Regions from separate parts of the Homo sapiens genome. Here region 1 is linked to region 2. A link is a contact called in ENCODE Hi-C or POLR2A ChIA-PET data. All regions are on one chromosome and are shown on one strand. The core of a region is the stretch at or near the end of the contact, and the rest is flanking DNA. Distances in the headings are between cores, read along the strand shown.

Evidence for each region. Hi-C counts contacts between places; a loop is a spot of excess contacts on that map. ChIA-PET counts read pairs that join two places held with the same protein, here RNA polymerase II (POLR2A). Pooled maps may share reads with other maps.
Region 1: a loop to region 2 is called in a pooled map, with 6 times the contacts of the local background. The contact joins the promoter of JUNB here to the promoter of ZNF563 in region 2. A Hi-C loop is called at or near these places in 2 of 37 single-sample maps with no recorded cell type and 8 of 50 pooled maps. POLR2A ChIA-PET finds 5 or more read pairs at or near these places in 3 of 52 experiments (GM10248, activated CD8-positive, alpha-beta T cell and activated naive CD4-positive, alpha-beta T cell).

Annotation. Positions count from the first base shown.
Region 1 is chr19:12,789,699-12,792,889 of GRCh38, reverse strand. It overlaps JUNB (JunB proto-oncogene, AP-1 transcription factor subunit), which reads right to left and starts at 1,404. Exons shown (of 1, transcript NM_002229.3): 1 at 1-1,404. The coding sequence starts at 1,118. The coding sequence ends at 75. It also overlaps a transcript of HOOK2 not described here. RefSeq lists silencers at 606-715, 1,086-1,665, 2,526-3,191, cis regulatory regions at 1,145-1,699, 2,539-3,059 and enhancers at 1,430-2,041, 2,342-2,841.
Region 2 is chr19:12,331,855-12,334,948 of GRCh38, reverse strand. ZNF563 (zinc finger protein 563) reads left to right here and starts at 1,316. Exons shown (of 4, transcript NM_145276.3): 1 at 1,316-1,469. The coding sequence starts at 1,467. RefSeq lists a silencer at 1,083-1,222 and enhancers at 395-1,260, 1,363-1,622, 1,853-1,962.

The DNA of each region.
Region 1 (3,191 bases), core at 155-2,654, 460 kb before region 2:
CTCCCTGGACCCCAGTGGGAGGCGTGTGCCCAGCCGTCCAAGCGAGGGGGTGTCCGTAAAGGGGCAGGGGACGTTCAGAAGGCGTGTCCCTTGACCCCAAGCAGCAGCTGACAGCCGTTGCTGACGTGGGTCATGACCTTCTGTTTGAGCTGGGCCACCTGCTCCCGGAGGAGGCCGGCGGTACTCGACAGCCCCGCGTTCTCGGCCTTGAGCGTCTTCACCTTGTCCTCCAGGCGCGCGATGCGCTCCAGCTTCCGCTTCCGGCACTTGGTGGCCGCCAGCCGGTTCCGCAGCCGCTTGCGCTCCACTTTGATGCGCTCTTGGTCTTCCATGTTGATGGGGGACACCGGCGGCGTGGCGTCCCGGCTGCGCGCCTCCGGCACGGTCTGCGGTTCCTCCTTGAAGGTGGAGGCGCCGCGGCCCAAGCCCAGCTGCGCCGGGTGGCCACCGGCGAAGGGCGGCGCGTGTGGGAGGTAGCTGATGGTGGTCGTCGGGTACGAGCTCCCGGTCCCGACGGCAGCCCCGGCGCCTCCCGAGGACGCAGAGGCTGGGGAGTAGCTGCTGAGGTTGGTGTAAACGGGAGGTGGCTCCGGGCCGGCGTAGACGCCCCCGGGCCCAGCCGGGGGCCCCCCGGTAGCGCCCAGGGACACGTTGGGGGGTGTCACGTGGTTCATCTTGTGCAGATCGTCCAGGGCTTTGACAAAGCCGTCGGCGAAGCCCTCCTGCTCCTCGGTGACGCCGCCCCCTGCGCCCCCTGCACCTCCACCGCTGCCACCCCCGCGGGGGTAAAAGTACTGTCCCGGGGGTGTAGGCGTCGTCGTGATCACGCCGTTGCTGTTGGGGACAATCAGGCGTTCCAGCTCCGAAGAGGCGAGCTTGAGAGACGCGCCGGTGTCCGAGCCCTGACCAGAAAAGTAGCTGCCGCCACCGCCGCCCTCTGGGCCGGGTCCGCGAGCCCCAGGCGCTTTGAGACTCCGGTAGGGGTCGGCCAGGTTGACCGCCAGGCTCGGTTTCAGGAGTTTGTAGTCGTGTAGAGAGAGGCCACCAGGGGCCCGGCCGTATCCCGTAGCTGTGTATGAGTCGTCGTGGTAGAAGGGCTGTTCCATTTTAGTGCACATCCGGGCGGCCCAGGCGGTCTGGGGAGGGTCCCTGCGGGGCCGCTCCGGGCCTCGCTGCAGCGAGCGGCGAGCTCTCCGCTGCGGTGACCGGACTGGGTGCCTGGTCGCGCGTTCTCGGGGGCTGGCGCGGGCGGGTAGCAGCCAGCCGGCAGCTGTGCGCAAAAGCCCTGTCAGGCTTCCCGAGCCCCCGTCGCCCTCTCTGGCGCGATAGCTTTCCTGGCGTCGTTTCCCCCAGCTCCCAGCTCCCTGCTGGCTCCGAGGCTGGCCTGGCCGCTCTCAAGGTCCCAGCCGCTCAGCCTGAGCCACACGCCTTTATACCGCGCTAGTCAGCCACGGAAGTGCGCTCCGATTGGCCGTCGCCGGAGCCGGGCCCCCGCGCCCCCCTCCTCGAGCGTGGGGAAGGGGAGGAGGCGGCTCGCGTCACTGTCAGGAAGCGCGTGTCCTTGTAAACAGCGGCCACGGGCCGGGTGGCTCGGCGGGGCTGCAGGGGGAGGGGCTCAAAGGACCTCGGGGTACGCATGGAAGGAGGTGCTGGGGGGCCCAGGCACATGAGTGAGGGGTTTCAGGGAGGAGGATGATTTCCCTGGAGTCCACTGGGACAAATACCAGGACCTGGTACGCAGCAAGTGGGGTGAGGGTCCCAGTATGTGCGAAGAAACCCCTGAGGTACCCAGAATACGAGAGGGGTAGGAGGACTGACAATCCATTGGGAGACCCCAAAAAGCAGAAATGAGGGTTAAGCACTGTAAATCGGGAGGGTTAAGGAGACACCTGACCCAGGAATTGACTGGGGGTCCCGGGCTCAGAAGGATGCGGGACTGGAATTTTCACAGGACGGAGGAGGGGAGAGATCAAAAGGGGTGAGTGGGTGGAGCTGCATGACCCATTAAATTGCAAGAAATGAGTAGGGGTCCAGGAGCTCATGGGAGCTGAGTCCAGAGTCTGAGGCTCTCCCGTAAGCGGGAAGGAGGCATTAGGGGAAGTCTAGATATGCAGAAAGCTAGTAAGCGGCCTGGGGTACACTGAGGCAGGTAAAATATGCCAGGTAGAAGATGGAGACATGTCTGCCAGAAATTGGGGACCACTGGGGTCATCTGCTAGCCCGGATGAAGGAGAGAGTTAGAAGGGGCCGGACACATCTTCGGAGCAGAGAAGACAATAAGAGGGTACTCAGTTGACATGTGAGGAGGGGGCCTTGAGGGTCCCGCGCACCAGGACTGCTGGATCTTCCACGACTGCTGCTCCCCCTCGATGGTAACCTCTTAGTCATCTGTATTCTCTGTCCCCCATCCTAAAACCCTCCCCTATTGACCCTGGGCTTTGCCCAACACCGTGTCGGCTCCTAGAGCCTGGACCCAGCCCGACGGCTGGGGCGCGGTCGCCCAACCCCACTCCCTTCCTTAGAAACAGGCTGGGGAAAGAGCGCAGAGGCAGGAAGTGTGGCAACAGCCCCGGGGGAAGGAGCCCGGCCCTGTCTCCGTCACTCGGATCCTACGGGACCGTGCGCCCCGCCCTGGGTCCCGCCGCATCCTGCGCCTCGGAAGAGGAACCTGGGCGTGCGAGCCCCCGCGGAGGCCCGGGTGCTTGGAGCCCGCCCAGCCGCGGCAGCCTCCAGCCACCATCCTCTCCCCTCAAGCAATGGTTCCGCCCGCGGTGCCTGCAGGGGACCGCGGAGGCAGGCGGCTTGGGGAGTGTTCCATTGGCCCGACGGCGGGGGACGCAGCCGAGGAGCGGGGCCTGGTCGCCATGGCAACAGGCGGGAGTCCGCGGGCAGGACTGAGCGCGGGCCGGCCCCCGAAGTCTCTCCCCGCCGCCCATATTAGGGCACAGGAAGAGGTGGGACCAGCGCTGTCCTGGGGCCCCGAGCCAGAAGCGGGGAACCCGACTATCTGCCAGGTCCCAGGGCGCGCCTGGGCCCCCAGACTGCTAGTCCCGACCAGCCCCGACCGCCGCCCCCGGGGCCCCCACGGCCGCCTGGCCCGGCCCCGCCCCACCCCGCCGCTTTGGGGCTGCGTCCTGCCAGGCCCGGCCTGGCCCAACCCAGCCCGGCAGGTCCCCGCCTGCCCGCGGGCC
Region 2 (3,094 bases), core at 67-2,566:
GGTAAAGGGTTTATGAATTTGACAGTTTATGTAGGTCAGTACCTTAAAGTAACCTTTTTTTTTTTTTTTTTTTTTTTTTTGAGACCAGGTCTCACTCTGTCACCCAGGCTGGAATGCCGTGGCACGATCTCGGCTCACTGCAACCTCCGCCTCCCAGGTTCAAGTGATTCTCCTGCCTCAGCCTCCCGAGTAGCTGGGATTACAGGTGCCCGCCACCATGCCCAGCTAATTTTTGTATTTTTAGTAGAGATGTGGTTTCACCATGTTGGCCAGGCTGGTCTCCAACTGGTGACCTCAGGTGATTCACCCGCCTCGGCCTCCCAAAGTGCTGGGATTGCAGGCGTGAGCCACCGCCCCGGGCCCTTAAACTAACTTTACATGAAACTTTCCTGTTGGTGAAAATGCACATCTTGACGGTGGGGGCATTTCCACACTCTGCAGAGGGCACAGGGAAGTATGTTGAGCTCCCAGAGTCAAATCCTTCAGTGTCCCAGTCTCATCACCAGGTTTTGGTTCACTCTGGGGTTCCATTTCAACAGTTAAGAGTGGCTGCCAAGTTTGGGCATATGTTTAGCCTCCTGAATGGGACGTTTGCTGAAGTATGAGGGCAGCAGGCTGCTTATCTGCACTAGTTCAAGTTTTTGCTTTTTTTTTCCTGTTGTATTTTTGTTTTGATTCATTCATTCATTTATTGCTGCCGTGTGATTTCAGTTCTTCCACACATTTGATATTTTAATACCGTTCTTGACTTGTTTTTATTTCCTTGGCTGAAAATGAGCAGATTGAGAGGCAAGGTGAGAGAGGAAGGCTTAACCTTGCCGCCAAGAGTCTCATCCTCAAATCCTGATGCCCGGTGGACATCAGGCCACCCTCCTGCTGCAGTGTGGCCTGTGTGGCCTTGGGCTCCCCTCTGCTCTGAGGCCAGGGGAATGGCTCCACTGGACTGTGAGTCTGGGATTCCCTGCAAAACACTTGTGACTCCTTCTCCAGGAGGAAAAGGCAGTAAGGGCCTGCTGAGTACGGGCAGGTAATTCTGCATAAATGCAAATGTTCCCTGGGAGGGATCAGGACAGCACAGGGAGGAAGCCTGCCCTGTCAAGGGCTGTGCCTGGAACTCGTTCATCCCGCTCGACTCAGCACTGTGTGATCGCTTCTTCTGTCACTCAGTGCCCAGGGGGCGGGACCTGGAGCCCTATCCAATCAGAGCTATGGGGCGGGGTCGTGAGAACTGTCAATCAGGCGCACGGCTGGCAGTAGGGTGCCAGGTTCAAAGAGCCCGCGGCGTCTTCACGCCCCTGCGCTCAGCTCTAGACTCAGTCGCTCGCTGAGAGACGCCCTGGAACGTCTGTGTAGCCTCAGTCGCTGAGAGACGCCCTGGAACGTCTGTGGCAGCCTCTGTCACAGTGGGACCCGCACTGGCAGCGGGAGGCAGAGGGAGGACCCTGGAACATCCCGGAAGCCGGGAAATGGTGCGTGTGCAGGGTCAGGCGTCCCAAAAGTGGGAAAGAGCTGGTTGGAACCGTCCAGAACCGGCCGCGGCGAACGTGGGCCTCCCCCGCCGTCAGCTCCGGGGTCTGGGACCCGAGTCCCCCTGGCGCAGCTCGACCCTCGGTCCCCTCAGCCACAGAGTGAGGCTGAGCTGGCAGCCGGGACCCCGGGCGTCCTATCCGGTCCCTGCGCGGCAACTGCGGTCCCGGCCTCGGAGCCCTGTCTGGGCAGCTCCTCGCCCGCAGCCCCCCATCTCCCCAGGATTGGGGGAGGGTCACGGAAGGGTCATGGAGGGAATCCCCACTCGTGTGTGGGGTTCGTGCCTGTGAGGAGCTGTGATCTGTGGGATCCTCAGTCTCTGTTTTCTTCCTAAAGGGGACCGGTGTCCCTCTGAGTCTTCAAAGGTTTGGGAAGGCAGATGTCTAATGCTTATCTTGTCCCCTCACCCTAACTCCTGGGGCTGGCAGTAAATCCCTAGATTTCCAGATTTTGCCCTGCATTTCATAAAGCTGACTTCCTCTCCGTCACAGGGGAACGACTGCTATCTGGGCCGGTAACGCCGGGGTAAAATAATTTTTACTAAGACAGTTGTAGGTAAAGTTATTAGCGAAAGAAGCAAAATCCATCGCAAGGGAGGCCATGGGAAGCCTGCAGGAGAGAAGCAGAGGCTTGTGGGTGATTTTATAGAATGGAACTTGGGCTGATTGATAGTGCCAAGGCAGCAGAGTGCCAAGGCAGCAGGGAGCTTAACTTGCATTCCTCTGTCAGCCCCGGTGTTTGATAAATTGAGGCGTTTGATGGTGAGCAGGAAGTCTGTGAATTAAGTGCGTTATCTGGGCAAGAAGGCCATGTCTTGGGCCATAAAGAAAGTTAGACATGTACAGGAGTTCCAGACCAGCCTGGCCAAGATGGCGAAACCCCTTCTCTACTAAAAATACAAAAATTAGCCAGACGTGGTGTCACATGCCTGTAATCTCAGCTACTCGAGAGGCTGAGGCAGGAGAATCGCTTGAACCCATGAGGCGGAGGTTGCAGTGAACTGAGATCACGTCACTGCACTCCAGTCTGGGCCGGCGACAGAGAGAGACTCCGTCTCAAAAAAAAAAAAAAAAAGAAAAAAGAAAAAAAACAAAGTTAGACCCGTAACTTACCTGCATTCTCTTTTGTTTAAATTCTCTGCACATGAAGATAGGCAGATTTATAGCTTTTTTGTTTTATCTTTCTGCTTTCCCCTGTTCCCTTTAGCCTTTCCCTAATTAAGACTTTAATTTAACAGCCTTTTCCCCTGTTCCCCTTAGCCTTTTCCCTAATTAAGACTCTACACTGTCCTCAGTTCACAGCAACATAATGAACTCTTTGTCCCCCAGGCTGTATTTCAAACAAATACAGTATTTTAACTGTCATTTTTTTCCCCAGGTAGCAATATATGATTCTTTTTTAGAAGATATGATTTTTGTTTGTGAATATTTCATATGTGAGGATGCAGAGAATAACCACCTGTCAGGTGGTTTAACCACTCTGCTGTAAAAACCAACAAGAAAAATGTCTGCGCCTCTTCTCCTTTTATCTTCTCTGGGCACAGGCACCTTATCTGGAAGTGTTTGGG